Linked DNA regions of Mus musculus: regions 1, 2, 3, 4 and 6 are each linked to region 5. A link is a loop called in an ENCODE intact Hi-C map of the cell type or tissue named here. Cell type or tissue: left cerebral cortex. All regions are shown on one strand.

What was found. Hi-C counts contacts between places; a loop is a spot of excess contacts. Peaks named below come from ENCODE experiments on the same cell type or tissue, not always from the same donor. Only the 100,000 strongest peaks of a DNase experiment are listed, where the experiment ranks them.
Region 1: it touches region 5 in a loop (2.6-fold over the local background); 2 of 42 quality-filtered maps call a loop at or near these places.
Region 2: a loop joins it to region 5, with 8 times the contacts of the local background. A loop is called at or near these places in 36 of 42 quality-filtered maps.
Region 3: a loop joins it to region 5, with 2.8 times the contacts of the local background. A loop is called at or near these places in 4 of 42 quality-filtered maps.
Region 4: it touches region 5 in a loop (11-fold over the local background); 32 of 42 quality-filtered maps call a loop at or near these places.
Region 6: it touches region 5 in a loop (6-fold over the local background); 23 of 42 quality-filtered maps call a loop at or near these places.

Annotation. Positions count from the first base shown.
Region 1 is chr14:21,251,619-21,256,618 of GRCm38, forward strand. All of the region lies in intron 6 of Adk (adenosine kinase), which reads left to right. Among named protein-coding and RNA genes, the nearest start is that of Gm52152, 160 kb to the right of the region's middle. In left cerebral cortex, a CTCF peak has its summit at 2,514 (motif pointing right); DNase peaks (open chromatin) are centred at 827, 1,889 and 2,893.
Region 2 is chr14:21,134,615-21,139,614 of GRCm38, forward strand. The region is part of intron 3 of Adk (adenosine kinase); the gene reads left to right. Among named protein-coding and RNA genes, the nearest start is that of Adk, 85 kb to the left of the region's middle. In left cerebral cortex, a CTCF peak has its summit at 2,501 (motif pointing right); a DNase peak (open chromatin) is centred at 2,498.
Region 3 is chr14:21,046,177-21,051,176 of GRCm38, forward strand. The region is part of intron 1 of Ap3m1 (adaptor-related protein complex 3, mu 1 subunit); the gene reads right to left. Among named protein-coding and RNA genes, the nearest start is that of Ap3m1, 3.8 kb to the right of the region's middle. In left cerebral cortex, CTCF peaks have their summits at 2,903 (motif pointing left) and 4,745 (motif pointing right); DNase peaks (open chromatin) are centred at 2,899, 3,519 and 4,741.
Region 4 is chr14:21,117,863-21,122,862 of GRCm38, forward strand. The region is part of intron 3 of Adk (adenosine kinase); the gene reads left to right. Among named protein-coding and RNA genes, the nearest start is that of Adk, 68 kb to the left of the region's middle. In left cerebral cortex, a CTCF peak has its summit at 2,797 (motif pointing right); a DNase peak (open chromatin) is centred at 2,812.
Region 5 is chr14:21,739,226-21,744,225 of GRCm38, forward strand. Dusp13 (dual specificity phosphatase 13) reads right to left here and starts at 2,273. Exons shown (of 4, transcript NM_001374075.1): 1 at 1,805-2,273; 2 at 879-1,052. The coding sequence starts at 2,157. In left cerebral cortex, a CTCF peak has its summit at 2,790 (motif pointing left); a DNase peak (open chromatin) is centred at 2,770.
Region 6 is chr14:21,675,865-21,680,864 of GRCm38, forward strand. Dupd1 (dual specificity phosphatase and pro isomerase domain containing 1) reads right to left here. Exons shown (of 4, transcript NM_001013826.2): 4 at 708-1,296. The coding sequence ends at 1,067. Among named protein-coding and RNA genes, the nearest start is that of Dupd1, 36 kb to the right of the region's middle. In left cerebral cortex, a CTCF peak has its summit at 2,818 (motif pointing right); DNase peaks (open chromatin) are centred at 124, 519, 1,115, 1,891 and 4 more places; H3K27ac peaks cover 827 bases.

The DNA of each region.
Region 1 (5,000 bases), 490 kb before region 5:
CTGAGAGTTAGAGCCAGGCTTCAGTGAACCATAGCTGACATGCCATGTTAATTTCCATAACTATCATTACCAGGGGTGGCAGTATTTCGAAGACATGAAAAATCTTAATAAATCTACCCAGTTAAAAAAAAAAATCACATTATGTTACCTTATCACAGGGTTTCTAATCACAAGGTCTGATTTTCTTCAGTCCCAATTGAATCGTTTCACAAGTAATGATAAGCATCTTTACTCTTATCATGGGTTATTAAATATTTACTTAAGTGTACAATATACCAAAACACAATATTTTGAATGTTCAGTTTTCTCAGTATGTACTGTTCACGCTGTGAATGAAAACCTCTTACCATCCCATACAGCATATTTACATATACAAATGATTTTGCCTTAAGTAGGAAAGACACAGCTGACAGATACATAGGTTAATTTGCTCTCTTAAATTGCAGCAAACTGTTCTGTGATTCTTTTGTGTGTTTGGGGCCATGTTGTAGAGAAAGAAATCATCAAGCAACATTTTAAGGACATTGGCCTTTTGTATCTAATCCTTAATAAACTTATATACCTCAAAATAGAATATTTCTTTGCAAATTCTTACCTTCAAATTATTAATAATGGAAGGAATGCATTTTTTTAATCCTGTAGCCCCCTCCCCCAGCACAGCTTTTAGATTGTAGATAAACTTCCCAGCTCAGTAATTAACTGAGCTCAGTCCTCGCACCCTGTATCATGTGATTTTTTTTTCCAGTGGAATACATTATTAGAGCACTTACACAGCCAGTCTAGCTGCAGCAGCCCAGGCGGCAACAGCAGTGCCATTTTTCACAAAGAAAATGTTGAACAGGAGCCAAGTGTTTGGTGGCAGTCTGTTGCTAGGAAATCAAGGTCCTGAGGCGATTAGTGACAAAGCAAGCAATAACAAGAAGGCAGAATTACAGATCTAAAAGAGAAAAAAGTGGTTGGTGTTATAATTACCCAAAGAAATCTGCACTCATTAAATTGGCTGTTTTTATGATTGACTTTAATTGGAGGTTAGCTCGGATATTTAGCTCCTTTCCCACCCCTTTAAACACACACAGGCACATAATCTGTAGAACTGCAGACTTGTTTTTCTAAGCATTGAGAGGAGCTTGCCCTGTAATTTGATCCCCACTGACAGATGCATTTTCTATGCTGCCATTTTGAATTAACCTATTGTAGAACAATTTTCTTCAGCCCTGTTGAATAAAACATCCAGTCTGATTACCTCCGACGGATCCGATAGAGTAAAAGAATGTACCTCGCACTGAAGTAGATTGTTTGCGTGGACTCTGCTGATTTTGAACTCTGCCAATAAGCACAATCATTTGTAATAAATTTTCAAAGAAATTTCTGGTGAAAAGGTAATGAGAGTCACCCTTTTATAATTTAATGTTTTGTACCCTGCAGCAAAATAATATTATTCTTGTAAAGCAGTGTTTTATTTCTAGCATGCTTCATGTGAGTTCAGGGAAAAAAATCTTTTATATTTAATATTTTAAGAATATAATTTTATTTTTATATACTCTAAAATGACCACCCTTCCTCCCCCACAAGCAATATTTTAATATTTAGGTTCAACATAATTCAAAGCACTTTATTTCGAGAAATAATTTTTATACATATTATGCTTAACCATAGTAATTTTTAAATTGACAAATTTCATCCTTTGTGATACTATCCTTGAAAGCCTTTATTTAAATTGTCTAGCATTTGATAGCGCACATTACTAAGAAGGCACCTAATCAGTTTGCCAGGTGTAGCAACAGAGGAAGACGACGCAGAACTTATTTACTTCTGAGAAGCCTGAAGAATAAAGTCCCAGTGCTCTGCAGGCTTCTAATCCAACCCTGGAACAGAAGAGCCAAGCACATTCTGTCTGACAATGCACACGCTGCTAATCAGACGCCAGTGCCAAGCTGTCTGCTTTGTTAAATACTCAGCTTCCTAGAGGCAGGAAGACAGCTGCTATAAGGATGATGAAATTTGGTAGTTCAATCTATTTTTGCTACCCTTGGGCTACCAAGATATTGTTAATTTAGACCACCCCAATTGGTACACTTTAGGGAGTTTTTTAAAGAGTTTGTAATTAAAATGATAAAACATCATTATTACATTGAAGACCTTCTGTAAGTTTTACATTTGGCAGATACCTACTGAGATAACCCCAGCATGTAATTTACAATGATGTAATGGCTGTAATTGCATTGTGGGAAAAAGAGGAGAGAAGAGAGGAGAGGAGAGGAGAGGAGAGGAGAGGAGAGGAGAGGAGAGGAGAGGAGAGGAGAGGAGAGGAGAGGGGGGAAGAGAGATCACTAGCTAGGCATAGGAGGTGAGTGCTAACATTAGAAGAGTTCTGAGATTTGCTTCTATTTCATTTAAATCTACTTTATCCCCAAATTGCCTCCCAATATTTGAATGTAGTGGCTGTAAACCTTGCAGCATGGTTTGTTGTTTTTGTTTTTTAAATAGATACGAACCTAGATACTACCACCAGGGGGAGAAGCTAAAAACCTGAAAGTCCTCAGCTGATTATGATACTGGCTGATTATGATAGAGGATTATACCTCTTAGAGGCACATAATTAATCACATCACCCAAATGATTCTGCCTTTGGGACATGACTCTGAGATTTTCTGTGAAGCACATAAACTTAACACACTACTAAATGTAAATAAAACGACAACTGTGTGCACTGGTCATGTATGGAAAGGGTGCGGGCGGTAGTGCAAGCCGGCAGCATGAATGCTGTGCCTTGTATCTGTCAGTCTAGTTGAGGAACTGTCCTTCAGACACTGAGTACACAAGATGTGTGAAAATGAGCTGCTGCTATTGGGACTCATCTGTTAGGAACTAATGTCCACAAAATCACTGGAGCCGAGTTGAGTAGTGTCTAAGGTGGTTGTCTATTTTTTGTCACCATAGTATGGTTTCATTTTTAGTATTCCCTCTAAAAAACAAAAAAAATAATCTAATCCCTGATTTTTTTTTAAAGCAAAGTTTGTGGTTTTTGCCCTGGAAAAAGTAGTTGCAAAAACCTAGTTGCTGGTGTTGGGATCCAACTCTACTGCTGCTCAACAATGTCGAAATTGTTGTCCTGCTGCGGGGAATGGAAGATCACTGAAGAGCAGCGGCTAACTCCGGGTTTTCTGTGCCTGTCCTTGCACCTGAGACTACACACTTATTTTTATAAACCCTAAATGCTAATTAGCTTTTTAAACAGTAATTTTCCTCTGTCTACCACATAAGGAATATCTATCTTAGAATTTTAAGTTTTACTCAGCAGAGAGTCTTTTTGTATTTTGTTTGTTTGTTTTTTGAGCATGTATAGCAGAACTTTATTTTCTTTTACTTTTTTTTTAATTTATAAATCCCATTTATTTCTCACACAATAGTAAGGGATACACATTTTCATTAGCCTAAACTAAAAAGAAATTTCTACTCTTTAGTAAATGACGGACCCCCATTTACCTTTATATGATTGAAAGTCAGAACTGTGATGAACTACAACACAGTACCATGTGGTCTTATTGGTTTGGTAAATAAACTACTCTAATTTAAATCTTAAAAGAAAAACAATGCTTATCCATTTCATTGTTTGCTTTGCTTTTCTTTCTTTTTTTAATTAGATATTTTCTTTATATACATTTCAAATGCTATCCCGAAGGTTCCCTATACCCTCCCCCTGCCCTGCTTCCCTAACCCCAATCCCACTTGTTGACCCTGGCATTCCCCTGTACTGGGGCATATAAAGTTTGCAATACCCAGTGGGAAGAGAGGCCCCTTGGTATTTTTGTAAGTGACAAATAATAGAAATGGTTTGACTGTGGCAGGCAGCCATTAACGGGAGGACACTGTTCTGGGTGGTGCTGTGTAAGTAGGCACATGATTTACTGGAGTTGCTAGAGCTGCACACAGGGACCTGAAATCTGATGTGTGCATCTCGGGGTAGCCTACAGATGATATTGAACATATCTAATTACATTGCACATGTGTGACATAGTCTCATTCAAGAGTGGCAGAAAAGGAGCTAGCCTAAGTAATTTTTAAAAAGAGAAGAAAAGAGAAAAGAAAAGAAAAGAAAAGAAAGTGTTTGCACTAGAAAAAAGCTAAATTTTAAAAAAGAATAATCTATAAACACTGTGTTCTAGTTAGTAAACTTGTTTCCTTTTGAGTTGGAAATTCATAATTCTTAACCTACTCTGGGTGTGTGCTGGGGTGAAGTAAATGGATGTTGGAAGGTGAAAGCCAAATTTCTTGCTGTTATAAAAGGACTGTAAATCACAGATAAATATGTGCATGGGATAACTAGGATGATCCATAGGATATGAACCCATGCTTCCTTTAATGTGTGAAGATGGGTAAACAGAAAAACTTAGAAATGTGCCTGCACGTGGGTTAGTGAGCATACGTATGTTTCCTATTCATGTCCCTTTGGGAGGCCCTGGAAACAGCGGTTCTCTGGTGCCAACAACCAATCCAATACTCAGATCTACTTTTATAAACCTCAGTATCCAATGAAAGGGTCTAGAACTACTTGGAAAAATAGCTGGTTTGGGGTTCTGCTAAGGAAAATACAAGAGATGCATGAGGGTCTTGTATTTGCCAACCAGAGGGAATGATTGGTAAAAGTAGAAGAAGCCAGCCTGCCATTGGTGAGGTCAAAGTTGCCGGTTATGGGCTTTTGACGTGAGGAGGAGGCAGAAACTTGGCTTCTTTGATGTTCTTCTTCCAGCCTCCTGTTTGAGCAAAATCTCAGACAAGTTCAGACTGGTGGACATTTGAGATATGTAAATTCTTGACATTAAATAGTAGCAATGCAGCAACATTGGTACCTGTAACAGGGGACATGTACAGCGATACTCAACTGGGTCTGATTGTACACAGTGCTGTCCTGAATCACACAGCATCATCACTCAAATGAAGTATTAGTCAGTATATTTTAATCTCTCTGTACCCTTCGTCATACTATGTATCCCTCCAGG
Region 2 (5,000 bases), 600 kb before region 5:
ATTTTTTGCAATTGAATAAAACTTAGTTCATAGTACAAAAGGTTTACAATGCATTTTTTCAGCTATCCTGAAGTCTAGAACCTTAGTAATGGTTTTTTTTTGCATCTCTTACTCCTTTGTTCGCTTTAACCAGACTTCATTTGTTTATAGCTAACTTTAAAACTCTTCTTTGGTCTGTTTTTGTGAATATTTTGCTTATTCATTATTTTTCTTATTTATTCATACTTTTCTTTCTTTCCTTCTTTCTTTTCTTTAAAGATTTATTTATTTATTATATGTAGGTACACTGTAGCTGTTTTCAGACACACCAGAAGAGGGCATCTGATCTCATTACACATGGTTGTGAGCCACTGTGTGGTTGCTGGGATTTGAACTCAGGACCTCCGGAAGATCTGTCAGTGCTTTTAACCACTGAGCCATCTCTCCAGCCCCTTATTCATACTTTTTAGTTAGTCCCAGCATCAGAGGTAGAGGTGGGAGGATCTAGAAGGCAGGGTCACCCTTGGCTCACTACAGATGTCAAGGCTAGACTGGGCTGCTCAAGATCCTGTTTCAGCCTTTCTCTATATTGCCTTCACCGTAGCTTCGTATTTCACTTGGGTTTGGAATTTGAGGTTGAAATAGTTTCCTCAGCAATCTGAAGGCTGTCTTATTTTGGCAACTGGTGCTGCTTGTGGGAAATGGGGTGCCATGATTTCTATTCTTTCGTGGAGAATTATTTTTGTTTGAACTCTTAAAATCTCCTCTTTTTGCCCACTATTCTGTAATTTCTTTTAAATTAATTTTTTTATATGTATGAATATTTTTCCTCCGTGTATGGCTGTGTTACCACATGCATGCCTAGTGAGTCACATCCCTTGGAACTGCAGTTACAGCTGGTTCTGAGCTGCCACCTGGGTCCTGTGAGACAAACCTGGGTCCTCTGGAAGCATAGCCAGTGCTTGTAACCTCTGCATCATCTCTCCAGCCTAAAGCATTATGTATTTCTTAACGTGACATTTTTTTTCCCACCATGAATTTCTTTTCATTGGGCTGAGCATGTAATGACAGATTTAAAATGTCCTTTCTGACATTTTTTGTTATACAGTCTTTGGTAATTTCTTTCTATCATGTTCTCTAGAGCTATGAATTACTTTATAGTTTCCTGGCACTTAGAGGTTTTCTGATTTTTCCAGTATAAAAAATACATTTATAATTTTTAATGTATTTTTTACACAATTTTGCCACCTTTTCAATAACATATAACTCAATGACCTAGAATTTAAAATTTTAGTTGTAAGCTGTGTTGTAAAAGTTGTATTCACTACTTGTTATAGATAGCTATAGTAATTGTGTGTGTGTGCATACATGTATACACGCACACTTGCACTGACTCATGCTTGCCCACATATGTACATCTGGAGGCCAGAAATTCATATTTTTAGAGCTTTGTTTTTATTGTTTTTTAATTATGTGTACCTATGGGTATGCCCACTTGAGTGCAGTGGCTTTGGAGGACACTGGTGTCTGACTTGGAGCTTGAGTTACAAACTGTTCAGCCTCACTTGATGAGGGTGCTCACAACTGATGTGGCATCTTTGCTAGAAGAGCAGCAAGCGCTCATAATGCCTGGAATATCTTTCTAGCCCCCAGAGGTTGATATTGTAAAGTTTCATTTAGTGTAGGAGTGCCGAGACTACAGACATCTATGGCATCCAGCTTTTCATGGACTTCCAGGGATGGATCTCAGGTCAGGTCATCAGACTCCTCTGTCACTCAGCCACCTTTCTGGCCCTCCACATTGCATCTTCAAACAGCCTCCCTCACAGAAACAGAGCTCACTGTTTTATGTAGATTGACTGGCCTGCAAGCATGTAGAATCCAACTGCCTCCTTACCGCAGCAGTACCAGACACCTGTGGTTTCTGAGAGCTCACTAGAGCTCACTGATTTAGGTAACCGACGTCTCCTGTCTCCCCCTCACAGGCCTGGGGATCTGAATTCAGGTCGTTGTGCTTACACAGCACCCACTTTACCAGCTGAGCCATCTCCTGATCCTCTGAGCACCAGACCTTTTTTTAAAAGATTGATCTATTTTCCCTTGGAGTATTTTTCACTGAGTATATGTACGTGTACTGCCTGTGTTTAGTCCCCTGCACCCAAGTCAGGCACCTCAAAACTGTCTGTAACTCTTGCACCTGGGACTTCACGCCCTCTTCTGACCTCCAAGAGACCCATGATGACAGACATGCACATAGAAAAATAAAATAAATAAATCTAAACAAAATTTTTAATGGAGAAATCTTAAAAATGAAATAAAGTAGCCCTAACCTCACGGAGCAATTGTTGATAAAGGTATGAATGAAGGCACCCTGGAATGCTACACATAACTAGAACTGAATTAGAATCAAATGCCTTTTGGAAGAATTACTGAAGACAAAGCAACAATGGGAGGAGACTAGCCTGTATTCTTCAGCAAAAGGAATTTGAAGATGGAGTTGTAGTGTCTAGTGCAGGACACTAGGTGGCACCATTAGCTTACACTCCTCTACTGAAGGATGCTGAGTAGTTTCAGTATCTCAAGTGATTTGTCTTTTATTGAGTGTATTTCAAGATAATATTGTAGTTCTTGGGTTTTTTCTCCTTCAGTGATGATTTTGAAAATTTTCAGTGATATTTTTGTTTTAAAACAGTTTGTCTCCCAAATAAACTATATTATAAAAGTCACAATCAGTTCTTTTGTAATTTTTAAATGAAAGACTAAACTATATTTCTATTTAGACTCATTTCAAGCAGATTTTAAAGAGGTTCAGTCATGTAGAATAAACTACTATGCAGACAAACTGGCACATGCCTGTAATCCCAACACTAGGTTATCCACATGTCACCTTATCCCGGGGTAGTGTAGAAGTCCACTTTTTTTCTAATGCCAGGTCAGTATATAATTTCATTCATCCTTTTGAAATACTAAGAATAATCCCCTGGATCTGTCTTTTATTTTAAGATTCCAGATTTGGAATGATTAAATGTTTTAATTTCTGAAGTTGATTTGTACCATTAAATTTTTATGGATGGTGTAGTGTACAAGTGACAAAAGCCACATCTCAAAGCTGTTAAACAAGTGGGCATTTAGTAAAAAGATCCTGGTATGGCATCAGGTAAAGTGTAACTCAGTGGGGTAAATAGTATTAGAGTCATTTCAGCTCTTTTCCTCGGTGTCGGTTCTGTTTGCAAGAGAGGATGGCTACCGTCAGCTGATAGTTCACATTCTTGTTTTTCTGTATTCCTCCTAGTGGCTCCAAATTCAGTGTGGTGATTATATCCTAGTGGGCCTGCTCTGACTGGCCTTGGTCCCAGACCTATCCCCAAAGTCAAAGACGGAGCTTGTGTCTGAAAGTTACTGATCAAAAGTGTTTAGGTGAACTCTGTGGGCAAGTGGCATATGATTGTAACCCTAGCACTGGCTTATTTGAGGCGGAGGATCAGGAGTCTCATGTTCAACCTGCCTCCAGTGTAAAACCTTTTAAATAATAATAAAATAGAGTGTTAGAGTGGTGGAGTCTGCCAGGCAAAGTTGGATATTGTTAGGAAAAAGAAGACTGTTTATGGAGTTGGAGAGATGGCTCAGCAGTTAAGAGCAACTGGCTATTCTTCCATAGCACCTAGGTTTGATTCCCAGCACCCAAATGGTGGCCCATAGCAACCTGTAACTCTAGTTCCAGGATAGCTGACACCCACTTCTGACCGTAGAGGAAAGCAGGGAAGCAAGTGGTACCCAGACATCCATGCAGGTAAAATACCAAACACATTAGAGGGGGGTGAGGAGAATGGTTGGAAAATTCCATTCATTTCTAAGACCTTAGGACTATATTCATTTTGTCAGTTCTCCTTCACTAGAATTACTTATCTCAGCCTCATCTCTGTTACACCTAGTTATGACATCTCTCAGGCCATGCTCTCGTCGACAGGATTAGGGCTGCAACACTGTTGATACAGTTACTGTAAAGATAAAACAATGCAGAAAGCCAGGTGACCCAGGCCTAGCATTTCAGATGTTTCATAAGTAAGGATACGTTAGGATTTTATCAGCCCTTGTAATACATTTCAGATTAGTTTCTGTGTCCTGAATATCATAAATGTAAATTTATAATGGCCAATCTTAATTGGATTTAACTTACTGATGACTGTGTTCACTGCCTAAGAAGACAGTTGATACATCCTGGCCTTTTCAGGGCTCACTTTCATTTGTATGCTGAGATGCATAAGTTTCTGCAAGGGTTTTGTAATTAATCTATGTTGGAAAATATAAATTATCTTTAAAGACTAGCAATAAATATAGTAAAATTATGATAAATGATTTTATTGTTTGGGGAAATAATATAAACTGTTTTATGTGTTTGAAGAATACGAGTTGGCAGCAAGGGAGAGAAATGAGTGATTAAGTATTGCTTAAAGTTGTTTTTTAATTAAAGTTTCATTGCTCTGTACAGTATTCAGAAATGCATTTTAAATGTAACATTAATTTTTCACTTACCATTCATCTTTATTATAATATATTGCTTATATTTATCATAATTTTTCCCACCAACTGCAAGACTTTTGTGATTCATTTAGGTTAACTGGTATGTAGTATTAAGAGCTTCCATGATAGCTTTTAAAGTGTTTCAACATTATAGATTTAGTAACACACTGTTTCAATATCTAACAAGTCAGTGAAAATCTTGACAGTGATGGAAAATGTTTTCTTTAAAACTGTGTTACTAGAACATTGTTGTTTACCTCACGACATAGTTTAATTAGTTATAAGCTGTTATACTTTTATTGTTCATTTAAAACCCAGAAGTGTCAGTAGAAAACATTATTTCACTAATTTTTGCCATATACCATTTTCTAGACATAAATAGTACCACGTAAGACCAAATAGTATAAACAGACATGGCTGCTCATTTTTAGTGTTTGTTATTCTGTGTGGTATATATTCTAGTTGCAGTTTATTTTTGATTGCTTTGTTAACACAGGTAA
Region 3 (5,000 bases), 690 kb before region 5:
GAAAATTGTTTTTCTCCACTGGTGTATCACTGGGCAGGGCAGGCACCATCCACAGTGGTTGACAACACGAGGATGACTCTGCACGCTCGCGTGTGTGGATGTTTGTTTTGTTATTTTTTTGTCTGTGTTTTCTATTTGTCTGATTTTTCTTCCTTTTCTTTTTGGAAAGAGAGAACACAAAGCTGGGTAGGTATGGGGAAGGGAAGGACCTAGGTAGGGGAAGGAGAAAGAATATAATCAAAATATATTGTATTAAAAAAAATTCCTTGGGGCTGGTGAGATGGCTCAGCAGTTAAGAGTGCCGACTGCTCTTCCAAAGGTCCTGAGTTCAAATCCCAGCAACCACATGGTGGCTCATAACCATCCGTAACAAAATCTGATGCTCTCTCCTGGTGTGTCTGAAGACAGCTACTTACATATAATAAATAAATAAATCAGTGGAGATGCAGAGTTTGGAGTCTGCTGAGCTGGTTTAAAAAAAAAAAAATTCCTTGTCATATTGCCTTGACATAAAAACCAGACAAAGGCAATGGAAATAATAGCAGATTAAGATCACTTAAGAACACAGATGGAAAAGTTCTTAATTCTAGAAAACAAAATTCAGCAACAAATTAAATCATAAAAAATATGATTTATTCCAAGAATGCAAGTTTATTTAACACAGGATAGTTAATTAGTGCAATATACAATATATTGTTAGTTCTGTTAACTTGACACAACCTAGGTAAATCTGGAAGAGAAAGTCTAATTGAGGAATTGCCTCCATTAGACTGTTCTTTGGGCATATCTGTTGGTCATTAATGTAGGACCCAGCCCACCATGGGTGGTGTAATGCCTAGGCTCCTGGGTGATGTGAGAAGCTAAGCAAGCCACTAAGCAGCGTTCCTCCATGTTTCCTGCCTCTGCACTTTCTTCATTTCCTGACCTGACTTCCTTCAACGAGCATCTGTGATCAGGATGTATAAGCCAAATAAATTTCTTCCACAAATTGCTTTTGGTCACGGTATTTATCATACTGACATCTGTTGGTGATATCATTATAGACAGATGCTATAGTCAATGTGCTCTTCTGGCTTCATTTAAAAGGAAGAGTTGAAGGATATGTTCCATATAGAAACCAAAACATGCTCTTGATTTTATGCTGAGAAAGTTTAACTGATTAGAGTAGAAACAAAAGAGGTGACACAGGTTATGTCAAAGCACTAGCCCCCTGGAACACAGTGGCACTCCATTATCACAACACTCTCTAAGACAGGTGCTTGTTTTGACTGGTTATTTTAGGGTTAGATTTCCACTCACTTTCTTAATCTGGTGAAAAATTCTTTCCAGGAAAGTTTCCACCAGAGTTGTTTTTATCGGTAGCAGTTCAGGTTTCAGAACACTGGTTGTCAACCCAGCCACTGGATTTACTGTTGTTATCCTTTGTGCTGAGAGCTTAACACTTCCAGCACTCAACAGCACTTGGCTTTAAAACCTATTTTAACCTCCTATAATAAGAAAAGATCTTAATTTTTCTATCCATATTATGATCAATTGCCTAATGTATATAAGAAGCAACACCTCATGAAACAGAAAAAAATTAGCCTATTTCTTTAGCCACTTATGCTTTTAGTAGCTGCAGTTATGTTGTTCCTTACTTGATTGACCACCACCACAAACTGTATGTGGATGTGACTTTTGAACTGCAAACACACCCATCAGAGATTTGATTGTAGTGTAACTACTTCATGAATCCTCTTTATGTGTGCATTCTTCCTGACAATTACAGTCAAAATATTCTTGGAAGGTAAGTGTGTCTTTTGCTTTTTAGATAGTCGTATGTTGCCAAACTCATGGCCTTAAGCTATCCCTTGCCACAGCATCTTAAGCAACAGGAACTACAGTCATCCACCACACCCAAGGTTTCTTTCAGAGCTTAATGGAGGCACAGAATGGCCTTTATACACAGTGAGAGAATGGGGGATGGAAAGATGTTTAGGTCAGTAAAGAGCCTGCCATTTAAGCACGAGAACCTGAATTTGGATCCCCACTGCCATATCAAAACAGGAGGTGGTGGGTGGTTCCTTTCTGTAACTCTAACAGTGGAATAAGGGGTTGGGGACTGTAGAGTGGAGACAGGCTTTCAGGCTAGCTATTCTAGCCAGTCAGTGAGGCCCAGGTTCAGTGAGACTGCCTCAGGAAACAAGGTGGAGAACCACAAAGTCACCCAACTTAAACCTCTGATCCACACACACATGGGGATCCCTGAAGTTGCATGCACCGCCCCCCCCCCACATATGCATGTACACATACACAAATATGAAACGAGAAGAATTTAGTTCCTCTGATTCTCAACCAGAATCTTAACCATTTTCCCCTATTCAACAAACTGTTCTATATTTATATATTAGGCATTTGGGGATATGCTAAACTGAAAATTTCTATACTTTTCGTCAGTTGCAAATACAAATATAGTAAGAAGCAACTCATATGATAGGATAAATAGAGTGAACTATTGGAATCTTCAAGGGTTACACGTACAAAGAGAATACATGAAAGAAATCCAAAACAAAATGTGCAACTCTTAAGGTTGAAGAAATGCTGGAAAAAAGGTAAGAATATGAAAACAGCCACTGGTCATGGGGCAAGGCTTGCCTTGTTTATTGTTCTCAGTGAACTAATTTCCCACATTTTATTTAATTTTTTATTTTGAGAGAAAATATGCAAATCTGATTTACATTTCTGGAGAGATTATACTAATTATACTATGGAAATTGGATAAGAAGTCACCAAATTATGTGACACCAGTTAAGAGATGAGTGATGGATCAGAGCTGGAGAGATGGATGCTTGGCAGGTTAGAGGACAAGGCTTGACACCCTTACAACTGTCTTTAACTCTAGTCCAAGGGGGTCCAGTGCCCTCTTCTGGCCTTCTCAGGCACTGCCCTAGTAGGAGCCTGTACTAGAAGGTTAACAAGAGAATGGAGTAAAATATACAATGAGATTTGGACAAGCTTTAAGAAAAAATGTATTTAAGTCTGGGTATGTTGTACAGAAATAAGAAGACAGCTGAAATAGTTAGTCCTGGTCATACATAATTTGACCCAATTCCTAATATATTTGACTCAACTGAGTACATTCAATCACTGTATTTGATTGAGTCTAGTCCTTCAAAGAGACTGATATGTTGTTAATGGGTATTATAAGGAGTTATATCCAAATAAATTATGAACATAGCAAGGAACATATATGAAAGAAAAAGCCAGTATTTGAATAGCAAGGAAGCGGAACTAAAAAAGGAAAAAAAAAAAAAAAAGCCTAAGATGGAGCTGAAGCAGAATTTTAAAAATGGGGAAGGGTTTTAGTATCTGAAGTGTATTGGAGAATTTTAGTATCTGAAGCATATTTATGCATTTCTAGGGGAATGCCACACAGAAGTGAAGCTGTGAAGATTTAAAAGGATGAGTAGAAGTGGTTTTCTCAGATTGGAGATGACTCAGTGATTAAGAGCATGTACATGCTCCTACGGAAGACCCAGATTATGCTGGGCTTGGTGCCAAATACCTTGCTCTTCAAGGGAAGAGGCAGGGGGACATCTGTGAGTTCCAGCCCAGCCTGGTCTACAAAGGGAATTCCAGGACAGCCAGGGTGGTTACACACAGAAATCTTGTCTTGAAAAACCAACAACAACAACAACAAAATACCAAACAAAACATACCCCCAACAACAACAACAACAAAACAAAACTGAACCCCTAACTCAACAAACAAAGCACTCAGATTCAATCTTAGCACCTATGTCAGGCAGATCATAACTCCAGCTCCAGGGGATCTATTGCCTTTTGTTTCTATGGGCATGGCACTCATGTGCACATACCCACATACAAACACATACAATAATGCAAATAATAAAAATAAACCCCAAATAATAAACAAGTAATAAAAATAAATATCAAAAAATGTTTTACAATTTTCCTTTTTAAAATTTTCCTTTTTATTCTCAAGATAGGGTTTCTCTGTGTAACCTCGGCTGTCCTGGAATTCACTCTGTAGACCAGGCTGGCCTCTAACACAAGAGTCTGCTTGCCTCTACCACCCAAGTGCTGGGATTAAAGGCATATGCCATGACTGCTGGCCACCAATGATCTAACATTTCCAGTCTTTTACCCTCAGCAAATCATACTGTTCCCTACAGACTGTTTGATAAGACTTTTTTTTTCAATAATTTAGATGTGTATTATGTGTATTTGAGTGTGGGTTTGTGCATGTAAATGCAGGTCCATGAGGACCAGGAGCGGACAGTGGATCCCTTAAAGCTGGAGATACAGGGGGTGGGATTAAAACCATCTACTGCTTCGGCCGAGGACCAGAGTTCAGTTCCTAGCACCCATCTCAGGCAGCTCACAACCCAAGTTTTTTAAACTTTAATTTTGTATGTATTTCTGTTTGTATATGTCATGTGAGTGCAGGTACTTGCAGAGGCCAGAAAAGTACATCAGATTCCCTGGAGTTATTGGTTGTTAAGACCTGAACTTGGGTTCTCTGCAGCATCTCCCACACAAATTAGAAAAAAAAAAAAAACCCCAAAACACATGCCTACTTAAAATATATCTATGTCTTATGCATTAAAAGGGGGTTAACTTTTCTGATTCGCAAGTAGTTTTGTTTTTTTTCTTTAAGTTTTTATTGTATTTGTATGGGTGCTCTGTCTGCATATGTATCTGTACACTGAGTGTGCAGTGCCCAAGAAGGCCAGTAGGGGGAGTAGGATCCCCGTGGGACTGGAGTTACAGACAGTTGTCAGCCACTGTGTGAGGGCCAGGAATTGAACCTGGTTCATCAAAAGTGCATCTAGTGCTCTTAACTGACAAGCCATCTCTCCAGCTCCAAGACTTTTTTTTTTAAATCTATACCGAGAATATATGATTGTCATATTTGATGTGATGGGTGATGTTGGTTAAAGTAATTTTAGTGATAACTCAGTAGGATGTTGGCAACGGCATAGCAGTGTGGTTCTTAGC
Region 4 (5,000 bases), 620 kb before region 5:
TGTGGTGCGTGCTAAGATGTGAGAACCTAGGCACAAGAAATAGAACATTAAGATGAAACCTGGGTAATCCCACCATACATTCCAAAGACAAATCTGAAAAACTGAAACAGAATTCTGTATGTTAGTCAGCTTTCTCTACAAAATACTGTCGATACCCTGTGTGTAAGACTTTGCCTGCTTTAGCAGTGTGACCTCTTTGAGACTAGAACTTAAGTATTGTTTTGTATTTTATATAACTTGGAATATTTACAGAAGATTAGATACTGGATTAAAGATAGAAACTGCATTTTAGACTGTGGACTCTGCTACTTGCACCTAAACGATGTGTAATTAAATTACTTAATTGGTGAAAAATTGAGTCTGGTGGTTACTGAGGCTCACCCTGCTGGGTATGACAGTACATTGGGCTAGAAGGATCTAGGTCTCTTTTCATAGGCTGGCGTGTTCTTTCTGCCAAAGGTTGTGCTTGATCTAAATATAGCTTATTTATCTTGTTAGTGAGTCTCAGCAAGGCCCGTTTGGCCAGAACATAAAGAGACTATATGAAAGACGTAACAACATCTTCTCTAAAATGCTTATTTTTATTCAGAACTAACTGACTTTTGAAAAAATATAGAGAATAAAATCCAATTTTGCCCACCAATCTTCAAAAAGAAATTATGACTCTCAGTAGTGTAGCGTATTGCTTTATAACCTTTTTTGTGGGTGGCGATGTTTTCTGAGCAGGGTCTCACTGTATAGTTCTGGATGCTTGAAACTTGCTCTATGGACCAGGCTAGTTTCAAATGCAAAGAGTGCTGGGATTAAAGGTGTGTGCCACCAGGTCCGGCTTTAAGGACAATAGAAATGGCATCCTATCCAGGCGTTTGAGTGGGTATTTTTTTTTTTAACATATGTGCCCTTTCCATCTGTGTGTGTAGATAGGGTTTCCTGTGATTGATTGTGCCATGGTGTACTTGGTCTCCGTCTCTACCTCATTTCTAACTTGCTCCATTGCCACCTTTTAATTTTGCTTAAAACAAACTTTCCTCATGTTCTTTTCTTGGTTCTGGTCCCTCTGAGTTCATCCATGTCTTTATATATGCATGTATGTATACTGTAGTTTCTGGAGAGTCATTCAGATCCTGTGGTAAGAGAAACGGACTGATAGCGTCTCTTGTGTATGGGCAGAGGGTACCACTGGAAAGCCTGTGGAGAGTGCTTTAATTCTAGTGAGTCTTCCTTGCTATGGCCCCAGGAGGCAGCATCCATGGGTTTTTGTTTTCTTAGGTAGAATTTTCCAGTACTATACCAGCAGAGGCTAAGACTTGGCTACCAGCGTGCCAGGGGTTCAGCTACTTCAGGAAGAAATGTTAATGAGCTAGGATTTTACTTACATTTTTTAAAAGTAGAAGTAAGAGTTCCCTGTGTCCTCCCCCTACCCCCCCCCCCCAATCTTCCAATCAGTCAGGCTTGTTGCTTTGTACTTGTGTCTCCTCTCAGGGACGTGGGACAGATACCTTTTTTCTTGCCCTGTTAGCTTTGGTTTTAAATTTGCTCTAATGTGCTTGTTAATTATCGTTTCTTTTGCTTTAAAGTTTTAACTTACTAATGACATTTTCTTTCTTTTCTTTTCTTTTTTTGCAAAAAATATTCTCTTGAATTTATTCACATTTTAATACAAGGAGGAGAGATCAAGTTTATTTTAATCTTTTGTGTTAAGGCAAAGTCAGTGATCACAATTTCAAAAAACGTATACAAACTGAGGTGTTTATTTCTTTCCCATTAGGAGAAGGGAAAAATTAAAAAGAAAATTGCACTGACTGGAAGGTTCTCAGTAGAAAATAAGACCACTATGATATATGATTAAACCAATAGTTGTTGGAAATACGTCTAGCTAGTGCTCGGAGAGATGGCTCAGTGGGCATGGTGCAAGCGTGGGGCCCTCGGGTTATCCCTAACACCTATGTCAAAGCCAGGACGCATGCGTGGCTAACCCCAGCACTGGTGCAAGTCGGGTGGAGACAGGAGGAAGTACACACTGTGAGCACCCACATACTGCATTCACACAGTTATACAAGAAAATAAAGTTAGGTCAGGGAGTATGGTACACTTTGTTTTGGGCTTTGATCCTGCTTTGATTACCTGTAAAAGGTAGATATAAAATTTACCAACTTAAGTATCTGCTTTTTCTTTTGTTTCCAATTCCTTCATATTCCTTTCTGTAGGCGGTTCATGTCTATTTTAGTTCATGACCTGATTTGTGTTCTGGACAATAACCAGCACACTCTGAGTATTCAGAAAGCTTTCCCTGTTAGTGACGCTTGGGATCAGCCTTAAAACATTCAGTCACTTATTTAGTCATACTTTATATGTAAATATAATATGTAATACATATAGTGGTTTATAAATATATTCAGAAATATAATGTATATAATATATAAATATGCATATGAAACTTAAACAAGTAATCAGTGCTGCTGCCTTTTGTGAAAAGGATTGCTCATATTTCTTTCTCTTTATTAGATTGTATAAATTTAATTTTTATAGTAAAGTTGGTACTTGAAAACTATTGAAGACCACAGGCTAAGTTCCGAGGTGATTTTTAGTCCTAATGGCAGTCTAATAGTGCTATTTAGCTTCTCAGCAGCTAAAACAGTGCCACGATCTTGATTCAATTTCCAAGAGTACTTTTGCTTGCTAACTTGATTACATTTCATTATTCTTTTGTAGTAATATTTTATTATTTCCTCCTGTTGCAGTTTTAAGAAATATTTATAAGGTCAATGTGGAAAATTATGTTAAGACGAAGGTGATAGCCACCAGATGGCGCTGTTTCACCTCTTTATGACATTGTGATTAATAAGTATATAATAAGCATAGAAGATCTAGAATCATTTGGACATACTATTTTGGGGACATGGATGAATTTTTTAAGAAGGAAGTATTCAAATATCATAAACTTGAGTTCATTTTTCATGTTAAGCAGTAGTGCTGTAATTAGCCTGTTAGAGAATCTACTTGTTTGATACTTTGTTTCGGCTGTACAAACAAAGCTTAAGCTGTGTGTGTGTGTGTTTGTGTGTGTGTGTGTGCGCACACACACAGAGACATACAAGGTCTCAGTGTGTAGCCCAGGTTGGCCTTAGACTCTCTTCTCTTCTTGTCTCCTGTTCTCCAGTGCTTACCTCATGTGCGTGCTGCCCAGAGACGCTTTTGTTTTGAGGAGCTGAAGGTTAAACCACAGGTTGCCAGACTCTGAGCTCTACCCATAGTCCTGAGAAACAACTCCCCCCTTTTCTCTTTTCCTAAAAGAAATTCTGATTTTTTTTTAAAACGTGTATGTGTGTTTTGCCTGCATATATATTTGCACCACATTTGAGTCTGGTGTCTGTGGAGACTAGAAAAATAGCCCTCCTTTCTTTATTCCAAGTGTGGGCCATTATGTCTGATTAGAAAATTACACTTGGTTGCCAGTAAGTTCTTTAGTTTTATAAAGTTGAAAGACAACTTTTGCACATGTTCTTATATGTTTGGAACAAAATAACTATGTGGTGCAATAATTATGTCGACTTAACCAGTTGAATGACCGTTGTAGTCACAATACCTAGTTGATGAAATTCACTTCTCCTTGAACTTAGATCACCCTGTCACAGGAGATGGTTTTAAGATTTAAACTGTGGCCGAGAGGTGGTGGTAAGATTTAAACTGTGGCTGAGAGGTGGTGGCGCACGCCTTTAATCCTAGCACTTGGGAGGCAGAGGCAGGCGGATTTCTGAGTTCCAGGACAGCCAGGGCTACACAGAGAAACCCTGTCTCGAAAAACCAAAAAAAAAAAAAAAAAAAAGAAAAGAAAAGAAAAGAAAAGGAAAAGAAAAAGATTAACCTGTATATGGTGGGACATGTCTGTCAGCCTTGTGCTTGGGAGGGTAAAGCAGGAGGATGGTTCCCAGGGAAAAGAGGGGACGGGAAGGTGACAGAGAGAATGAAAATGTGTTTCTAACATCTCACATTGTGTGTGTGCATGCAGAAAGCCTCAGAGCTCCTTCTGTTTCCATCTTCCCTTCCCCCAAGCTCTAGGATTGCAGTCCTAGACAGTCACACCTGACTGTCTACATGGCTGCTGAGGATTCAAACTCAGCGTTCTCCCGCTTGTGCAGTGGGCATGCTTACTCACTGAACCGTCTTCCCAGCCCCTATCAATCTATATTTGTGCCTGGCCATGAGAGCGAAACATAAATGCAGATGCCATTGGAAGCACTTACAGAATCACTGTTGTATGAGATCAGGCTTTCTTACCTTTCAGTTGAAGTTAGAAAATTTTCTTATAGTCTTTAACTTTGTCTTTGAATAGCAATGCTATGACTGAATTTTTATCTCTACCAATGAGGTGAGGTACTATGGTAATACTACTGTAATGCTTGATTTGAACTTGTTTTAATGTATTGCTGTTTTTTAAAGCCTTTTGTCATAGTTTTACAGTCCTCATAGACCATGCTGCACATTCAGTAGAGGACTTACAGATATTTCTCATTCTAGTAACAATACTTATGTTAAGTATTATGGTAAAAGGGGAATTATTAAACTTTTCCCTTTGGTTGATGTGGTGGTCTGAATATGCTTGGTCCAGGAAGTGGTACTATTAGTAGGTGTGGCCTTGTTGGAGTAGGTGCATCACTGGCAGAGGGCTTTGAGACCCCCGTTCTAACCACTTGAGAGCCAATCTTCTAGTGTCCTTCAGATGAAGATGTAGAACTCTCACCTCCTCCTGCATCATGCCCGCCTGGAGGCTGCCATGCTATCTCATGATGATAATGGACTGAACTTATGAACCAATAAGCCAGCCCCAACTGAATGTTGTCCTTGTAAGAGTTGCCTTGGTCAAAGTGTCTGTTCACAATAGTAAAATCCTAACTAAGACAGTTGAGAGTTATGCAGTGACATGTAGCCTATACTTTTAAGTCCTCTGCCTTTTCGAAATCTGTTAATATTATTATCTCTAGTGCTTGGGGTGGAAGCTG
Region 5 (5,000 bases):
GGGCGCTGGAGAGATGGCTCAGCATTTAAGAGCACTGACTGCTCTTCCAAAGGTCCTGAGTTCAAAGCCCAGCAACCACATGGTGGCTCACAACCATCTGTAATGAGATCTGATGCCCTCTTCTGAGGTGTCTGAAGACAGCTACAGTGTACTTACATATAATAAACAAATAAATCTTAAAAAAAAAAGAAAGAAAGAAAATGGGGGAGAGAATAGGGAGGTGAATAAGATCAAATACACAGTAAAGCTTGAAAAATCTGCTAAACCCATCCCAATATACAATGAATATACACCAATAGAAATGAGAGATGCATGGTAGCATACACTTAGAAGGCAGAAGCAGGAGGATCTTTATGAGTTTGAGGCCAGCCTATTCTACCTAGTGAGTTCCAGGACATCCAGTGGGACTGAGTCAATGAGGACGATGATGGTTTCAGGTAGGCTAGGTTCACAGCTCAATTTGCAGAGCGCCTGCCTAGTACGTGCAAAGCCCTGGGTGTGATCACCAGCATAAAACAGGCATGGTGGCAATGCACACTTGTAAAACCAGCTCTTTGGAGGTGAAGGCTGGAGGATCAGAAACTCAAGGTATCCTCAGCTACATAGGGAATTCGAGCCAACCAGGGGTACAAAAGAAAAGAAGAGAAGAGAGAGAGCTTTGTCTCTTGAAGTGTGGTTTATCCACTAAAACAGGTCACTTCTAGGATACAAGGAATTCTCTATTCCATGGCCTGAAAGATGAAACTGTATGTTTCCAAACAAACATGAGAAAGGCAAATGCAGGCAGCGGTGAGAAGCACTGTGGGCCATCTGGAGGAGGCTTATCCTGGTACTCCCACCCATCAGCCACCCTAAACCCCTACATGGGTCTTACTTACGCATCTCCCAAGAAAAGGTTGGGCCAGACCTCATTGATGTGGGTCAGTGTGGCAGTCCGACGGACCCACAGCAATCGCTGCAGAGAGGCCAGTGTGGGTGGCTGGTAGGGGGACACCTGGACTGCCCCATGAATCTTTGGCCTCCGAAGTTCCTGCTTCTGTAGCGAGTCCATTCTGGGAACAGAGTAAACAGGACAGTAGCTGGAACAGGCTCCCCAAGCGTGGGTCCAGTGGACAGGGAGACCTGTGTTGCAGTACCAGGAGCCAGTGGGATGCTGTGGGGGCCAGCCTCAGCTATGCTGAATGAGGCTATTACCCGGCTCAGCTGGCCTGGAACCTAGAACCTTTTCCCTGGGAACAAGGAGAACTAGAACTCTCTTGTCAATTCCATGGCGCTAAGCGTACCTTTCCTGAGGCAACGGATGTTAGAAATGTTGGTCTTAGGGACCGTGGGGAATCTCTGTAGGGCTAATCTGTGCAGACCGTACCCCTTTAGTCACTGGAAACCCCAGCTGGCGGAGGCTCTTGGAGAGGACCTAGGATGTCCCTCCAAAGCCAGGCAGCTCATCTGTAGCTCCCACCCTGGCTGTTTCTAAGGCTGATGCTAGAGGAGGTCAAAGCACTGTCCAGGGTTACAGTCCAGCCACAAGTGGGCATTAGTCAGCTTGTTCACACCAAGTGAGCTGGTGTCGCTCATAAGCAGGCTGTATCCCTTGTGCTGTGTTCCATGTTTCACACTGACACCAATGACAAATGACAAATGGCTAAAGACTACCCTGAGCTTGATATCCAGTGTGTGCCTTCAGTTCATTCCCCAAGCCTTCCAGTTGCCAGAGGGTGGTCACCAACTGATGTGTCTCCTCTAGGGAGCTGTCAGGGATGAGCTACACATCCACTTACAGGCCCCGGGCTTTTTTCCTCCTTACCCTTGTGGTTCAGGCCAGTACACCTGTACAGGCCTCACCCGGAAGGAGTGGGTTATGTCTGGAGTCATCTGGCTTAGTCCATCTGGGCCCTTGCAGAGCTGAGGTGTCAGAGGCACCAGAACCTGAGCCTGGTACCTTAGAGGGAAGGGGAACCTACCTTGGTCAACTACCCCTGGTCCCCTCAAAGAGTAACTCGAGTAGGTACAGACTGGGTAGAATGCCTTTTCCCTCTGGCAGGCACTGCCAAAACCAGAAAAAGAGATGGGCACCCAGGAGGCCACTGGCTTGGCCACACTCACCCAGCCAGTGGATGATGAGCTGGGTGGAAGAGAGGGCCGGCCTTTCTCCCTCATCCCCCTCTGTGACCTCTCTGGCAGGCTGAGTGGCCTGCCACCTACCTAGGGCATGGTCTGGGGCCAGGAATGGGGGACTAGGTGCAGGGGCAGGCTGAGTGGAACAGTCCTAAAGCAGGTTCCATCCAGAACACAAATGCTGTTATGCGCCTAGAATTCCAGGTCCATGCATGTGAGCCAATGGGGATGTGGGGCAAGATGAAGACAGACCTGAGCTGCGGGGACAGGAGCAGTGGCCTAACATCTCTCCCTGGTGTCTCTGCTATTGAAAACACTTGTCCTGAAGATGGGGACCACCTGAAGAGATGCCTAGGGAACAGACTCCCCTTAAAATTTGACAAGGATATATCCTGGGACCTAGGCAAGTTTTCATTCCTATCTGGGCCTTAGTTTCTTTTCTCTGCTCTCTGGTATTCTGCTGGCTGCAAGAGAAGGGAATGACGCTATATGAAGTAACACCAGGGAAAGGAATATTAGGGTGGAGGATCTCTGAATCCAGGGAAGTCCAATAGCCACTCTGGCCTGAGGCCACCAGCTAGACTCCTCCAGCTATGAGTGGAACTAGACAGGGATTTCGGGAAACCGTAGGCCCCTCACAGGCCTGCTCAATTTGGCATGGGGTAAGTCTGCCCTCTAGTGGCCAGTGGCTGCTAGGCAGCCCAACTGTGTCCCAGGAGCTCGGTGGTGGGGATTAGGGGATGTCCTTAACTTCCCTGGTCTAACTCAGACCTGTAGGAAAGATTTTTCTTAGACTTAGGGTTTCCTGGTCAGGTCCTACTTAGGGCTATATGTAGCCCAGCTATCTGCTCTGGTCCACTGAGGGTTCCTTTCACCTATCAGAGCCAGGCCCAGCAGCTCACTCAGTGAGCCATTCCTTAAGCTTTAGGCACCCCCCCCAAAAGAAAGCCCAGGGATTCTGCTACCCCCTGGTGTAGGGAGGGCCCAGCTATGTCAGAAGGAGCCATGGCTGAATGTCTTGTAGGATCAGGCCCCTGTTCACATTCATGATAGTCCTCCCGTGGCTCTCTAGTGCTACCTGGCTTCTACTTCCCTGAAACTTCAGCAGAGAAGTTGCTTCTGTCAACAGTGGCTTTCTTGCCCACACTGCCTCTGTATACAGAGCTACACATACTTACCTTTTGTTGGCACTAGTAGCATCTCTAGCTTGCTCTCTGTTGTCTGTCTTTCAGTTTGTCCCAGGATAGCCTTCTAGAATACCACCCTGCATACCTCGGGCCTTGCTCAGCAGCCTGGGACGTGGCAGCTGTTTGCCACCTACCTCTTTAGCTGTAACCTCAGAACACATTTCTCCTGGTCTCCTCTGCTGTTCCCTCTCTGTCTCCCCTCTTCTCTTAGGGAGCACAGACCAAGTGGGGCTAGCGTTCTCACAGAAGGACATCGAGGTGTCTGGGAAAGAGACTTTGGCAGGTAAATGCCAAGGGCAGACTGCAGTGGTCTCTGCCCAGCCTGCATCCCTGGAGGGAGACAGACCTGTGTGGGAGTCTGTGAGCCTGAGTCTTCACCAGGAGCTGCTGGGAGACTCTCATGACATCATAAGTGAGATGCACCTCCCAGAGGCCCTGCATCAGGGCAGGTGCCACATAAATGAGGCATCACGTTATGGACATTGCTCCAATCAGTCTCATCCTTTCGGGGCTCAGCCAAGACCTATAGAGGGTAGATTGCTATGGCCTGTGGAGTTTTCACCTGGATCTCTGTGTTTCGTAATTATATTCCCAGCTTGAGGAAGTACGTTACAGACCAGACAGAGCCCAGGACTCGTGTCTTCACGCTGAGTCCACCCTGTTCTCTCACGAAGCAGGCAGTATCAACATCCCCACTTTCCAGATGAGAAAAATCAAGCCTCAGAGAGATAAAAGCAGTTTGCCCAAGGTCACACGGTGGCGAGAGGCAGGGTTCTGTGCCTCTACCTCTGACCCATTTGGAGTCCCCCAACCCAGTCCTCACAGTTGCCCACACAAGCAGGCATAGATGCCCTGGGCCCCAGTACCCAGTATTCTCAGGGGTCTCTGCTTAGGGTCGTTCACCCACCTGTGGGGAGATCCTGACCGGGCTGTAGTCTTCTCCGACCCACAGCTTGTGCCGCTGGATTCTAGCCGCCTGGCTCCGCACACCTGATGCTGTTTCTATTTTTTTATTTGAGTTTAATTATAAAGCATGCTGTCGTCTCCCTTTTGCCTTTCCTTGCCACTCCCAACTTGTCCATTGGTCCCATGGCCTGGTCAGCCCTAGGCTCAGCCAGGTACTTCCTCCTTAAACCCAGGCTGTGCAACTGTACCCAGCAACCCCATGGCTGAGGCCCAAACCTATCCTCACCCTTTCTCCTTGTACATGTATCCTTAATGTTCAGGATACAGGAAGCTCAGAGGGTTGCCTGCGGTGTGTGGGATGAGTGTATTTGGGTAGCTGGGTGGGGAAAAGGAAAAGCAAGCAAACCACCTTAAAAATTCCCCTTAGAGCCTGAATGGTGGCGTACACCTTTAATCTCATCACTCAGGAGGCAGAGGCAGGGGCAGAGACAGGCAGACCTCTGAGTTCAAGGCCAGCCTGGTCTACATAGTGAGTTCTAGGCCAGCCAGATGTTTTAGACAGTCACAGTAAGACTTTGTCTAAAACACAATACAACAAAACAGAAAACCACCTCTCTAGGACTGGGTGGTGGTGTTCAATGGTAGTGCACTTATCTAGTGTGGTTGAGACCCTGAGTACCATTCCAGCTTGCCCCAAATACCTCCCAACCCCCAAATCCCTTGGCTTTCAGAGGTTACTCAAAACTAGGGCAGAGATAAAGAGCTGATGGGATCTATGCTGGAAGACACAGA
Region 6 (5,000 bases), 63 kb before region 5:
TTGGATTTTTTAGTTCACACTGAAGACATGGGCCCTTCCTATCCTTCTCCAGCAGGCATTAGACACACACACACACACACTTTCTCCAGGACGCTGTCGTTCATGATGCTCCACTGCTGGTGTCCTCTCTCAGCAGCCTCTCTCTAGGTTCCATCTTCTCAGGGCTGCTGGTTCTGGAAGCCCACATGCGGGGTTGTGCTGCTGCTGCTGCTGCTGCTGCTTTCTCAAGAGTGAAGAATGACCATCAGGTGCCAGCTTAACTCAGCTCATCTGGCTGCTTCCCCCCTCCCCCCCCCCCCCCCCCCCGTTCCATGCAAACCACACATCTGCGGTGTGAGTAAAAAAAAACAAACCTCCCTGCTACCCTTACTGAAGGCAAAGGAGTATTCTGGTCCCCTAAAACTAAGTGCCCTGCCTCTCCTTTTCTCCCAAATTGTGAGGTTACACTCTTCCCTGTCTAAATTTACCACAACCCACTTGGATGCTGGCAGCTCTGGCTATGGCGATGCAAGGAAAGGCATTTCTGTTCAGAGGCTCAGGACACCATGCCTACCCCTGCCAGGTGCCTGCGCACATGTACATGGACTGCACTGAATAAGAAATGTGATTCTGTCCAGGCTTCCTCCCAAGTCCTAAGGCCTGTCCTGTAACACAGCTTACCAGGCAAATTTCTGTGGTTGAAAAAAAAAATCAAGCTCTATTTTTTTATCTTTTTATAATAACATGATTTTTCCCTTTCAGAGCCAAGCATTTAATCACAACACAGTACCCACACATTAAAACAAAACAAAAAACAGCCCAAACAAAGGAAACCTTTTTTTGCTTCCAACTTAAAGACAGGAGATTGTGGAGAGCGGTACCTTTTCCTTACCCAGATCCCCCTGCAGCTGACTTGGCCTACCATGAGGCAAAGAACTAGACTGGAGGAGACAGCGGGCATCCTCCCTGCTGCGCCCAGCCTTTGGTTTCACTGTCTCATCTCCCTGCCCACCAAAGCCTCCTTGCAGACGTGCTTCAGCCTTCTGCTCTGGGTGCCAGGGTCTCTGATCCTCTCTGAGGAGGCCCCCTACAGCCCTAGGTCACTGTCCCCTGGCCCGGCCTGTCGCCGCTGCTTCACCAGCTGCTTGTCCAGCTCTCGGAGTTGCTTCAAGAAGCCCCGGTTGGGCAGGACACAGCGGTTCTTAGCCACTTGTTGAATGGCGTCCACCAAAGTCATGTTCTTGTGGATCATCAGGTAGGCCAGGACCAGAGTTGCTGACCGACTTCGGCCCATGGCACAGTGAACCAGGATCTTACCTGCAGGTGGAGGAGACAGGAAAGAAAGCCAGTGCTGAACGGGATGGGGTTCCTCAACCCACATTTACTCTGTCACCCACAGTATGACTTGGGCCACAGCTCCCCATCAGCAAAATGGGGACACAGTTTCTTGGCTCTTTCTTTCTTTTTCTTTTTCTTTTGTTTGTTTGTTTTTGTTTTTGAGACAGGGTTTCTCTGTATAGCCCTGGCTGTCCTGGAACTCACTTTGTAGACCAGGCTGGCCTCCAACTCAGAAATCCGCCTGCCTCCCGAGTGCTGGGATTAAAGGCTTGTGCCACCACGCCAGCTCTCTTGGCTCTTTCATAGGCGTGTTGGGAAGGCAGTTTCTGTACACCGCACTTGTTTGCTGATGATCACGTGATAGGATTGGTAGCAGGCAGACGCTACAACTCTTGCTTGGTAAGAGAAGGCATTAAAACATCTGTGAGATGGCCCAACTCCATGCCTCAGAGAGTGGCCTCCTGGAAGCGATTGACTGATGGTTTTAATGTTTATTCAGTCATGTTTAGCAGGGTTCAAATGTCAAAGCATACCCCAGGAGACTGACTGGGTGACACACACACATCCCTCCCACCGGGTTCCTTGACCCTCAAGAGCAACAGGTGTCCCCAACCCTTCATCTCCTCTTCCAGAGAAGACTCTGCCTAGAAGAGTCTCCCATTTACTGTACTTCATGCCGGCCTCCTACCCTCCCCTGTCCTCCCTCTCTCCCCCTCCCTCCCTTTTGCTTCTACTGTGGATAGAAACCAGGGTCTCACCCCTGCCAGACAGGCACTGAACTACACTCGCAGCCTTTCAAAACCCATTTCTATATCTTGTTTATTTCATTAACAGTTTACATTTGAGGTCTCTACACCTCAGAATATAAATAGTTCTCTTTTCTTTCTTTCTTAAGCATCCTCCCACCCCATGCTGGGAATAAAACCCAAGACCTTACACATGGATGGCAAACACATCCTCAAGATACATCCCCAGCAAGAAATTATTTTCAAAGCATATGCCTTCCTTTTATTTCTTTTTGATGCTGGGGAACCAAATCCAAGGCCTTGTATGTGCTCAATACCCATTATTTCACTGACCTAGACCCCTGGCCCTTGAAAGTATATATTTTGAAACTACTGGTGTGTGTGTGTGTGTGTGTGTGTGTGTGTGTGTGTGTGTGTACATGGACAGAGTTTCCCTGTGTAACCCAGGATGTTCTCAAACTCATCTCAACATCCTCCTGCCTTAGTCCCTCAAGTGCCAGGATTAAACAATTTAAACAGAATGCATCACCACACCCTGCTAGTAGAACCTGTAAGCAATTGACTCTTTTGACAGTGTTAGGATACAATCTGACTTAGTCCTTGTCACATACACAAAGACAATGGTGCCTTAGTATGAACAATGTCACATGCATCAAATATACAAATAATCATTGCTTACACTGGGGAGGGGGCAGGCGATTGATTCCCTTAAAAATGATGTACAAGCAACCAGGTCCCTCAGGCCTCCACTTGGTGGCGCTCTAGAGCCCACCCAGGACACCCGTTGGCCCTGTCTCATTTCAGCTTTGACTTAAACCTTGTTATCATTGTCCCTGCCTTGCAGATGGAGAGACAGGTTCAGGAGGTGCAATTTCAATTTCTTGCCAGAGGTCACCCACAATACTAATGCCAGAAGTATCTTAATGCAAAACTGTGTTGGAGGCCCTTTCTGTGCCACTGTGCTCTGAGGTTTGGCTCTCGGCGCTCTCTCTCTCTCTCTCTCTCTCTCTCTCTCTCTCTCTCTCTCTCTCTCTCTCCCCACCCCCACTGTTTCCCATGGCTGAGTGACTCTCTACTGATATTCATCTAGCTGGCTGGGCTATCTGTGGCTGTGTGACCAAAGTGATGCCCTGACTTTCTGCTTCTCAGCCTGATAGCTGGAGAGATAAACAGGAAGTTGCCTGTGGACAGTTTCTTCATGGGCATGGCTCTCTGACCTTTTTAGCTCTCCCTTCTTCGTGGGACCAAGCCCAGACAAGGGAAAGAAGCCAAGACAACATAAGAAATGAAAGAATCAGGGGCTGGAGAGATGGCTCAGCGGTTAAGAGCACTGACTACTCTTCTGAAGGTCCTGAGTTCAAATCCCAGTAACCACATGATACCTCACTACCATCCATGATGAAATCTGATGCCCTCTTCTGGTGTGTCTGAAGACAGCTACAGTATACTTACATATAATAAATAAACAAATCTTAAAAAAAAAGAAAGAAAGAAAGAAAGGAAGGAAGGAAGGAAGAAAGAATCCACACACAGTTAGTTCTACTTTTCTCACTCCAAGTGGGATGGGAAGTCCTAGGCACCATGACCAGCTGCAAGGACCACTGATGTGCTGGGGGCTGGCACAGAGGTGCTCTCCACCTCCTCACAATTAGTGCCTTTCTCTGTCTACCCCAGCCAGCAAGGAGGGCAGGCCGCAACCCCCTGTGTCATTAAGGGGGCGCTGGTCCACATTTTCATCCAGCGTGACCATCCACGCAGATGAGCATCTACCTCTGGCGTTCTAATCCCAATAGAGTGTTCCAGACAGATGCTGCCTGGCCCCTGGCCAGCTCTGCTGACAACCGATGTGCTCCTTCCTCTCCTGTCACAGCTAAGCACTTGTAACAGATGAAAGCTGTAACCTATTAAGCTTTGGGGAACCTAAAGTCTGTGGAGAGAAAGCAGAGAGGAAGAAGACGGGGAAGGAAGATGGGGGGGGGAAGGAGAGAAGGGGGCTCTCAGCTCTGACGGAACTCTTAGAGCCAAATGTGGTTCTCATTAATGCTGTCAGCCTGGAGAAAGAGGCCCACTACCCCAGGGCAAGAGTGGGTTGTTCTCTGGAGGTCTCAGGTGCCCCTGGGCCCCACCAATTTCCTGTCACCAGAACCTCGGAGTCCTGTTCCCTCTTGGCTCTGGGGCTCTGCCAAGTCCCACTGTTGAGGCCCAGTGTTGGTGGCAGAAAACAGGGGTAGTGAGGGAGGCCTGTTCTCAGTCCTTGTCTGAACTTCAAGAAACCCAGAGGCCTGTGACCCTGACACCAGCCTCTCTGCAGGGTCCTGAGGTAAGGGAGAGCTGTTGGGACTGTTTTCTGGTTCAGTTCACAGCTGACTCCTGGGTAACCTCAGTTACCCTGGGCAATCTTCTGGGTAATTTATGGGTTGTTTGTTTGTGTGCTTTTGAGACAGGGTCCTGCAGCATCTCTGAGGCCTGGCCTTGAACTCTTAATCGTCCTGCTTCTGCCTCCCTGGATGGCTGGAGTCTCGGGTTTGCACCAGGGTACCTAGTGCCCATGCACTTACTTCATACATTTTATTGTAGTCAATTCTTGAAACTACCCAGTGGCTTCAGTCAAACTGTCATCACCATTCTACAGATGAGGTCGTGGAAGGAGATACGGAGAAGTGGCTCGTCCCAGTTGCACGGCCAGTGAATGGCAGACCTCGATCCAAGCCCAGGCAGTGTGACATCGAAGCCCGGAACTTCCCTGTGCTTGCTGCCCTTGTGTGAGCCAGATAAAGGTTTTACACATAATATGTACCTCTGCTACACGCAATTTGTGCTATTATTTTCTATTCTTTCTATTCAATTAAAAAAGCAGAAAAGGAACAGTGGGCACATCCACCATTTTGCTTTTATGACCCACTGATAAGGTTGCAGTCTATGTCTGAAAAATGCTGG